Linked DNA regions of Homo sapiens: region 1 is linked to region 2. A link is a contact called in ENCODE Hi-C or POLR2A ChIA-PET data. All regions are on one chromosome and are shown on one strand. Each heading gives the region's core, a stretch centred on a gene start or an enhancer-like site at or near the end of the contact. The rest is flanking DNA. Distances are from core to core; before and after follow the strand shown.

Region 1 (5,568 bases), core at 3,069-5,568, 2.7 Mb after region 2:
GCGCAGTGGCTCACGCCTGTGATCCCAGTGCTTTGGGAGGCCTAGGCAGAAAGATCTCTTGGGGCCAGGAGTTCAAGACTAGTCTGGGCAACATGGTGCGACACCTGTCTCTACAAAAAATTTAAAAATTAGCCAAGTGTGGTGGCACACATCTGTAGTCCCAGTGACTCAGGAGGCTGAAGCAGAAGAATCACTTGAGCCCAGGAGGTCAAGACTGCAATGAGCTATGATCACTCCACTGCACTCCAGCCTGGGCAACACAGCGAGACTCTGTCTCAACAAAAAAAAAAAAAAAAAAGGAGAGAGAGAAAGGCATTTATGAGCTCTCTCTCAAAAAGGAAACTGAGGCTCAGAGAAGGCATGAGGACTTGCTGCTTCCCCAGCTCATCAAGGTGAGTGGCCTGGAGTCTGCCCCGATTCTGGGCCTGGGCAGGGCAAGACTTCAGTGGCCTTGGCTCCCCATAGAAGTAGGAGGAGTGGAGCCTCAGTCCCAGGATAGGGACAGCAAGTACAGTGGGACAGAAGAAGTGGGAGGCCCTGGGTACTAGAGAGGCAGGAGGTTGGCTCTGAGAGCACTTTACCGGAGACAGCAGAAAGCCATTTAATCTCTGTGCACAGCAGTTTCCTTGTCTAAAAACCAGGGATAACAGGGCCGGGTGCGGTGGCTCACACCTGTAATCCCAGCACTTTGGGAGGCCGAGACAGGTGGCTGACTTGAGGTCAGGAGTTTGAGACCAACATGGCGAAACCCTGTTTCTACTAAAAATACAAAAATTAGCCGGGTGTGGTGGCTCATGCCTGTAATCCCAGCACTTTGGGAGGCCAAGGCAGGCGGCTCACTTGAGGTCAGGAGTTTGAGACCAACATGGCGAAACCCCGTTTCTACTAAAAATACAGAAATTAGCCGGGTATGGTGGCACATGCCTGTAATCCCAGCCACTTGGGAGTCTGAGGCAGGAGGATCGCTTGAACCCAGGAGGCGGAGGTTGCAGTGAGCTGAGATTGCGCCACTGCACTCCAGCCTGAGTGATAGAGTGAGACTCTGGCTCAAAAAAAAAAAAAAAAAAAAGACAAAAAAAAAAAAAACAACAACAACTAAAACAGGGACCTAAGTCAGGGGAGAAGGAAGGCTGGAATGGCCATGCCTACAAAGACAGGAAAGAGGGAATGTCAGGGTTGTGGCAGGAGCCTAGGGCAGCACCCTCCCTCCAAGCTGGGAGATAGGAGCCAGGATCCCATTGGTGTTTAGATGGATGAGGTAGGGTCAAGGGGCAAGCTCCAGGCTCTAAGCACTTCTGTGCAGACTCTACTACTTGGAGCTCCCCTCTCCCTCTGTGATGTGGGCATCAAAATCTGCAGAAAGGGAAACTGAGGCCTAGAGAAAGGAGGGGATTTGCCCAGAATGACACAGGAAGTCCAGACTAATTCAAGTTTGCGGCATTTGAGGTTCCTGGCCAGTGTTTCTTTTTCTTTTTTGTTTTTTCTTTTTTGTTTGAGACAGAGTCTCGTTCTGTCACCGAGGCTGGAGTGCAGTGGCGCGATCTCAGCTCCCCGCAACCTCTGCCTCCTGGAATGATCCTCGTGCCTCAGCTTCCCCAGTAGCCGGGATTACAGGCACCCATCACACCTGGCTAATTTTTTGTATTTTTGGCAGACACGGGGTTTCGGCATGTTGGCCAGGCTGGTCTTGAACTCCTGAACCCAGGCAATAAGTCTGCCTCAGACTCTCAAAGTGCTGGGATTACAGGTGGGAGCCACCACGCCCGGCCAACCAGTGCTTCTTAAGGAAAGATACATATAGTAGGAGATGTGACAGTAATCTTCCTCCTGGCCCCTCTCAGCACTGTGCCATGGAGGTTCTGATCTGGGCCAGCTGCGCTGTTAGGGGAAGGGGGAAAATGGCCAAACCCCATGTATTCTCCTTCCTTTTCCCTCTCTTCAATCCCAGGCAGGTAACAATAATTATGATGTACCAGGCTCCGGGCCAAAGTCATCACCTGCATTAGGTCACCAAATCCTCAGGCCAACCCATTACAGTCATGAGTCACTTAATAACAGACACATTCAACAAATTCCTTGTTAGGCAATTTCATCATTGTGGGAACATCTCAGAGTGGACTTACACAAACCTAGATGGTCTAGCCTACTACACACCTAAGCCATATGGTCTAGCCTACTGCTCCTAGGCTACAAACCTCTACAGCATATGACTGCACCAAATATTGAAGGCAGCTGCAACATGAGGGTAAGTATTAGTGTTTCTAAAGATAGAAGATGGCCAGGCGCGGTGGCTCACGCCTGTAATCCTAGCACTTTGGGAGGCCCAGGCGGGTGGATTACTTGAGGTCAGGAGTTCAAGACCAGCCTGGCGAACATGGTGAAACCCCATCTGTACTAAAAATACAAAAATTAGCCAGTGTCGCGGCACTTGCCTGTAGTCCCAGCTACTCAGGAGGCTGAGGCAGAAGAATCACTTGAACCTGGGAGGTAGAGGTTGGAGTGAGCCTAGATCAGGCCACTGCACTCCAGCCTGGGCGACAGAGGGAGACTCCATCTCAAAATAAATAAATAAATAAATAAATAAAACATAGAAGATGTACAGTAAAAACACGGTAATTGTTTTTGTTTGTTTGTTTTGAGACAGGGTCTTGTTCTGTCATGCGGACTGGAGTGCAGTGGCACCATCAGGCTCACTGCAGCCTCGACCTCCTTGGCTCAAGTGCTCCTCCCACCTCAGCCTCCTGAGTATCTGGGACTACAGGTCCACGCCACCATGCCTGGCTAATTTGTTCTGAATTTTAGTAGAGATGGGGTCTCACTGTGTTGCCCAGGCTTGTTCCAGCCTTCTGGCTTCAAGTAATCCTCCCACATCAGCCTCCCAAAGTGCTAAGATTACAGATGTCAGCCACTGCACCCAGCCAGTAATATAATTTTATGGGACCACCTTCATATTTGCTGTCCCTTGCTGACTTACACATCTTTATGCAATGCATGACTGTTACCATCATTATCATCTCTATTTTCCAGATGGGGAAACTGAGGCACAAAGAATCTAACTTGCACAAGTTCATCTGCTTAGTGATGGAACAAAGATGTGAATTCAGGCAGTCTGGCTTCAAAGTCCACACGCCTAACAACCACACCAGATTACTAGATTGCTTTTTTCTTTTTTCTTTTTTTTTTTTTGAGATGGAGTCTCACTCTGTCACCCAGGCTGGAGTACAGTGGTGAGATCTCGGCTCACTGCAACCTCTGCCTTCTGGGTTCAAGCAATTCTCCTGCCTCAGCCTCCCCAGCAGCTGCGATTACAGGCGCCCGCCACCACACCCAGCTAATTTTTGTATTTTTAGTAGAGATGGGGTTTCACCATGTTGGCCAGGCTGGTCTCAAACTCCTGACCTCTGGTGATCCTCCCACCTCGGTCTCCCAAAGTGCTGGGATTACAGGCGTGAGCCACCACGCCCAGCCCAGACTGCTTTATTTTTGTATTTGTATTTATTCATTTACTTATTTTGAGACAGGGTTTTGCTCTGTAGCCCAGGCTGAAGTGCAGTGGTGCAATCCAGCTCACCACAGCCTCTACTCACCGGGGTTCAAAGGATCCTCCTGCTTCAGCCTCTGGAGTAGCTGGGGCCACAGGCATGCACCACCATGCCCAGCTAATTTTTAAATATTTTTTGGTAGAAGTAGGGTCTCACTATGTTGCCCAGACTGGTCTCAAACTCCTAGCCTCAAGGGACCCTTCTGCCTTGGCCTCCCAAAGTGCTGAGATTACAGGCATGAGCCATGCACCCAGCCCCTTTTTAAAATTTTTTTGAGAGACAAGACTTTGATCTGTTGCCTAGGCTGGAGTGCAGTGGTGAGATCATAGCTCACTGCAGCCTCAACTCCTGGGCTCAAGCACCAGACTCCTTTTATCACATTCTATCTCACACGCGTGTGGTTCCAATCCTGCCTCTGCCACTTCTCAGTTGTATGCCCCAACCCAACCTGTCTGGCTCTGTCCTCCTTAACAGAAGGACGGCCCTGGCCACGGGCCACAGCCAGCAACGCTTAAGCACCAGGGCCGGCGAGTGCCCTGCCGTGGCACGGCTCCAGCGTCGCGCTCTCGAATTCATTTGCTTTCCTTAACGAGAGAAGGTTCCAGATGAGGGCTGAACCCTCTTCGCCCCGCCCACGGCCCCTGAACGCTGGGGGAGGAGTGCATGGGGAGGGGCGGCCCTCAAACGGGTCATTGCCATTAATAGAGACCTCAAACACCGCCTGCTAAAAATACCCGACTGGAGGAGCATAAAAGCGCAGCCGAGCCCAGCGCCCCGCACTTTTCTGAGCAGACGTCCAGAGCAGAGTCAGCCAGCATGACCGAGCGCCGCGTCCCCTTCTCGCTCCTGCGGGGCCCCAGCTGGGACCCCTTCCGCGACTGGTACCCGCATAGCCGCCTCTTCGACCAGGCCTTCGGGCTGCCCCGGCTGCCGGAGGAGTGGTCGCAGTGGTTAGGCGGCAGCAGCTGGCCAGGCTACGTGCGCCCCCTGCCCCCCGCCGCCATCGAGAGCCCCGCAGTGGCCGCGCCCGCCTACAGCCGCGCGCTCAGCCGGCAACTCAGCAGCGGGGTCTCGGAGATCCGGCACACTGCGGACCGCTGGCGCGTGTCCCTGGATGTCAACCACTTCGCCCCGGACGAGCTGACGGTCAAGACCAAGGATGGCGTGGTGGAGATCACCGGTGAGCCCCCCTGCTCCTGCAGGGGAGAGGAGGAGGCTAGCAGGGCGGGCAGGGCCGGGGGCGTGCGGTTGAAACGGGGGTCCCGGGGGCCTGGGGAGTTAAACGTTGGCCCAGCACCGGGAAAAACAGGACTCCTGATTCCCTTGCTCAGGAATTGGGAGTGCGGGTCGCTTCTAAGGGCGCTTTCTGCTCTGTAATCCCAGCGCTTTGGGAGGCCGAGACGGGAGGATCGCTTGAGGCCAGGAGTTCAAGACTAGCCTGGGCAACATAGCGAGACGCGCCCCCCCGCCCCGACCCCGCGCCATTACAAAAAAAAAGCAAACAAAAATTTTTTTAAAGATCATCGATGAAGAGAGAAAATGCGCTTTTCTACAGAGTCCCCTTCCCACCCACAGCCCCATCCCCAGATAAGCGGGGAGTTCCCTGGCGCGGTGCCAGTTTCTAGCCGCTGAGTGGGCGTGTGCGCGGCTCCAAGTGCGCCTGCGTACTGCTCACTCCCCAGCTCCGCGCCCTGCTCCGTTCCTCCCAAAACTCTGAATCGAAGAACTTTCCGGAAGTTTCTGAGAGCCCAGACCGGCGGGCACGCCCCCATCCCCAACCCCCTCTGTTAATCCCTACCAGCCTGCAGTCCTGGCTGCTTCCAAGCAGGAGGTGGGGCCTCTGGCCTAGCGGGGCCGAAAGGCAGTCCCCTCCCCCGCAGTCTGATTTCCCTCTTCCCCCCAAAGGCAAGCACGAGGAGCGGCAGGACGAGCATGGCTACATCTCCCGGTGCTTCACGCGGAAATACACGTGAGTCCTGGCGCCAGGTCGGGGTGGGTGGGTGGCGTGGGGGTGGGGTCAGGGAAG
Region 2 (4,864 bases), core at 1,093-3,592:
CTCTGTTGCCTCAGTCTCGATCTCCTGACCTTGTGACCTGCCCGCTTCGGCCTCCCAAAGTGCTGGGATTACAGGCGTGAGTCACCATGCCCGGCCCGGCAGCTGGATCATCTTGATGCCCAGGAGTTCCACCAGTCTGGCCAACATGGTGAAACCCCGTCTCTACTAAAAATACAAAAATTAGCCGGGCGTGGTGGCAGGCGCCTGTAATCCCAGCTACTCAGGAGGCTGAGGCAGGAGAATCACTTGAACCCAGGAGGTAGAGGTTGCAGTAAGCCAAGATCGCACCACTGCACTCCAGTACCTGAAAGAACTCGGGGATGAGAAGTCAACATCTGTTGAGTCCTGTGCGGGGGAGTGGAGCCAGTCACTTTTGTAAAAGATACTTAATTGAGTCACAAAGCTGGCATGTGGTAAATGACTGCAGATGCTCCCCAATTCCAACAGGAAAAAAGCTCCTGGGCCCTGCAAACAAACACAGCCACAATCTGTCCTCTGCTTCCTTCTCTCCAGGCATGTCTAACAAGCCCCCCTCCTCACACTTAAGTCATACCAAATGCTGTTTGGGGACTCCTTGCCTTCTCGGGTATTGCCATTGGCAGGAATGTCTTTTTTCCTTGGCCTTCTGGCAAACTCTTCTTCTAGAACCATCCTTTGAGACCCCACACTACCTCATGTGCCCCCTATTCTCAGTAATGATTTCCCTAACAACCACCTCCCCCATAAAAGAACAGGACTCGGCCAGGCAGGGTGGCTCACGCCTGTAATCCCAGCACTTTGGGAGGCCGAGGCAGGTGGATCACAAGAGGTTAGGAGATTGAGACCATCCTGGCTAACACAGTGAAACCCCGTCTCTACTCAAAAAATACAAAAAATTAGCCGGGTGTGGTGTCGGACGCCTGTAGTCCCAGCTACTCAGGAGGCTGAGGCAGGAGAATGGCGTGAACCCAGAGGCGGAGCTTGCAGTGAGCCGAGATCCCGCCACTAGACTCCAGATTGGGCGACAGAGCAAAACTCCGTCCCCCTGCAAAAAAAAAAAAAAAAAAAATGCAGGGCTGGCCGGGCACAGTGGTTCACGCCTGTAATCTCAGCACTTTTGGAGGCCAGGACGAGTGGATCACCTGAGATCAGGCGTTCGAGACCAGCCTGACCAACGTGGCGAAACCCCGTCTACTAAATATACAAAAATTAGCCAGGCGTGGTGGTGTGTGCCTGTAGTCCCAGCTACTCGGGAGGCAGAGGCAGAAGAATCGCTTGAACCTGGCAGGCGGAAGTTGCAACGAGCCAAGATTGTGCCACTGCACTCCAGCCTGGGCAAGAAGAGCGAAACTCTGTCTGAAAAATAAATAAAAAGAGCAGGGCTGCCCACTGACTCTCTGGTGTTTCCCATTTCTAGTACTAACCTCTTCTATGAAACTTTTCAGAGACAGGCTCTTGCCGTCACCCAGGCTGAAGTACAGTGGCGCGATCTATCACAACTCACTGCAGCCTTGAATTCCTGGACTCACGACACCCTCCTGCCTCGGCCTCCCATGGAGCTGGGACTACAGGGGCGTGCACAACCACACCCAGCTAATTTTGCGTAGAGATGGGGTCTTGCTATGTTGCTCAGGCTGGTCCCAAACTCCTGGGCTCAAGCGATCTCCCTGCCTCGGCCTCCCAAAGTGCTGGGAATACAGGCGTGAGCCACTTCGCCTGGCCTCAGTGAAACTTATTTCACCGTGTTTTTCACTTACATATTTAGGTGTTCATAATACAGATGTACTTCTCCTTTACTGGACTCCTTACAGAAAAAGACCCCAAAGCCTATCACAGGGTCATAGATGCCCAGTAAATGCTGCTGCACATCACAGAATTGGTGCTTTTTCCGAGATCGCGGCCACGGAGCAGGCTGAAGAGTTTACGGTGCTCTCCTGGCCACCCCGGGGACGGCCTGGCCTCGGCCACAGAGAAAGCCGCAGTAAGGGGCCCAGGTTGGAGCCAGTCCCGCCCCAGGAGGTGCGCCTAACCCGGCAAGGCGGGTCCCCGTCTCTGGAAGCGAAGCTCACGTTACCAGAGGAGAAACTGAGGCCCATGGAGTCGCCGGGCCCCACCAGCCGCGGGCCCAAACCGCAGGTCGGACCACGAGGAGGCCGGGAGCCGGGACACCGCGGGCCGCCCCCACCCGACCCGGCCCCACTTACAGGCGGGCCGGCCGCTCCTCTCCTCCCCCGCGCGCAGCCACCCCCGCGCTACCGCCGCCGTCGCCATCAGGGCCAGCAGCCCAAGCAACACCGACAGCCCCATGAGCTCCGACATCTGCGAGAGCTCCATGTTGGTGGAACCACTGCCACCTCAGCTAGTGAGTACGCGGGCGCCCGCACGGCTCTGCCGGGCCGCGCACGCACGCGGGGGCGCGGCCTGGCCGTTGGGGAGCCTCAAGCGGCTGGGCCTGGCCGTTAGAGCGCCTGGGGGCGGAGCCTGGTTGTTACAACGCCTTCAGGGCGGGGCCTGGCCGTTAAAGCACCTCAAGGGGTGGGGCCCGGCTGTTGTGGCGCTCGAGGGGCGGGGCCTGGAGTTAGAGCATCTCCACCCGCCGAGCCTAGTTATTAGAGCGCCTCGAGAGGCAGAGTCTGGAGTTAGCGCGTCTCGAGGGGCGGGGCTGGGTTGTTAGAGCGTCTCGAGGGGCAGAACCCGGAGGTAGAGTGTCTCGAGGGGCGGGGCCTGGAAGTAGAACATCTCGAGGGGCAGGGCTCGACCCTTGGTGCGTTTCGAGGGGCGGGTCGCCTGGCGGTTGAGATTGCAGGGCTGCGGAGGGCGGAGGAAGGCGGGATTTGCGATCACTGCTCACGCCTCCTCCTGAAGAACTCACTGATAATTGTTTATTAAAGGCATTATTCCAGCCATCACCACACTGGATCCTTTCAAGGAAGCGGGGCGGGGATTATTATTACCATTTAACGGATAGGAAACTCAGCATCAGCGAAAGTTCAGATGGGCTTTTAAGGAAGAGTAGGCCAGGCGCGTGGAGTGGAACAGCCTCCGCAAAGACCTGAGAAGCTGGGATGTGGGAAATGGCTAGAGGGGCGGAAAGGTCTGGGGGACGTTGAGCGCTGGCTCCATCCAACAAGCTGCTCATTACAGGGAGAGGTGGGGCAAAAGCTGTGTCTGAGGATTCCCTGGATGGACCTTTGTGTGAAAAGACCAAAATCAGAAAACCGGCAGTGGCTTCAAGGATCCGAGAGGGAGGTGACGAGGGCCTGGATTTGGGGCTGGCCTGGCAAGTCGAAAGTTAAAAGGGAGAATTTTTAATAGAAAACTTATTTTATTTATTTATTTATGTATTTACTTTTGAGACGGTTGCCCAGGTTGGAGTGCAGTGACGCGTCTCGGCTCACTGCAACCTCCGTCTCCCGGGTGCAAGAGATTCTCCTGCCTCAGCCTCCAGAGTAGCTGGGATTACAGGCGCGTGCCACCATGCCCTGCTACTTTTTGTGTTTTTTATAGAGACGGGGGTTTTGCCATGTTGGCCAGGCTGGTCTCGAACTCCTGACCTCAGGTGATCCACCTGCTTCGGCCTCCCAAAGTGCTGGGATTACAGGCGTGAGCCACCATGCCGAGCTGGGAGATTATTTTTATTTTTTATTTTTTGAGATGGAGTCTCGTTGCACTGTCGCCCAGGCTGGAGTGCAATGGCGCCATCTCTGCTCACTGCAACCTCTGCCTCCCGGGTTCAAGCGATTCGCTTGCCTCAGCCTCCCGAGTAGCTGGGATTACGGGTGCCCGCTAGCATGCCCCGCTAATTTTTTGTATTTTTTAGTAGAGACGGGGTTTCGCTATATTGGTCAGGCTGGTCTTGAACTCCTGACCTCGTGATCCGCCCGCCTCAGCCTCTCAAAGTGCTGGGATTACAGGTGTGAGCCACCGCGACTGGCCCAGACCAGGAAATTTTTTCATAGAAAACTTATTTTTTTTTTTGAGACAGAGTCTTGCTCTATTGCCCAGGTTGGAGCGCAGTGGCGCGATCTCGGCTCACTGCAACCTCCGCCTCCTGGGTTTATGCCATTCTCCTGCCTCAGCCTCCCGAGTAGCTGGGATTACAGGCGCCCGCCACCACGCCCGGCTAATTTTTTAAAAATATTTTTAGTAGAGACGGGATTTCACCGTGTTAGCCAGGATGGTCTCGATCTCCTGACCTCATGATCTGCCCGCCTCGGCCTCCCAAAGTGCTTGGGGGATTACAGGCTTGAGCCACCGCGCCCGGCCAGAAAACTTCTTTTAAGGCCGGGTGCGGTGGCCCATGCCTGTAATCCCAGCACTTTGGGAGGCCGAGGCGGGAGGATCACCTGAGGTCAGGACTTCGAGACCAGCCTGGCCAACATGGTGAAACCCCGTCTCTGGCCAACATGGCGAAACCCCGTCTCTACCAAAAGTACAAAAATTAGCTGGGCGTGGTGTCCCACGCCTCTAATCCCAGCTACTCGGGAGGCTGAGGCAGGAGAATCACTTGAACCTGGGAGGCAGAGGTTGCAGTGAGCCAAGATTGCTCCACTGCACTCCGGCTTGGGTGATAAGAGTGAGACTCCATCTCAAAAATAAATATAAAATAAATAAAAAAAGAAAGAAAGAAGAAAACTTCTTTTAAAATAATTACAGCCGCCAGGCACAGTGGCTAAAGCCTGTGATCCCCAACACTTTGGGAGGCCAAGGTGGGAAGATTGCTTGAGCCTAGCAGTTCAAGACCAGTCTGGGCAACATAGCAAGACCCCATCTCTATAAAATAAATAAATAGGCTGGGTGTGATTGCTCACACCTGTAATCCCACCACTTTGGGAGGCCCAGATTTTAGCCCAGGAGCTTGAGCCCAGCCTGAGCAACATAGTGA

The links. Hi-C counts contacts between places; a loop is a spot of excess contacts on that map. ChIA-PET counts read pairs that join two places held with the same protein, here RNA polymerase II (POLR2A). Pooled maps may share reads with other maps.
Region 1: a pooled map shows a loop between it and region 2 (6-fold over the local background). The contact joins the promoter of HSPB1 here to the promoter of TBL2 in region 2. A Hi-C loop is called at or near these places in 5 of 50 pooled maps. POLR2A ChIA-PET finds 5 or more read pairs at or near these places in 2 of 52 experiments (Caco-2 and activated T-cell).

What each region holds. Positions count from the first base shown.
Region 1 is chr7:76,298,355-76,303,922 of GRCh38, forward strand. HSPB1 (heat shock protein family B (small) member 1) reads left to right here and starts at 4,319. Exons shown (of 3, transcript NM_001540.5): 1 at 4,319-4,722; 2 at 5,448-5,511. The coding sequence starts at 4,359. RefSeq lists a silencer at 1,058-1,352.
Region 2 is chr7:73,576,237-73,581,100 of GRCh38, forward strand. It overlaps TBL2 (transducin beta like 2), which reads right to left and starts at 2,343. Exons shown (of 7, transcript NM_012453.4): 1 at 2,184-2,343. The coding sequence starts at 2,313. RefSeq lists a silencer at 1,955-2,594 and an enhancer at 2,925-2,994.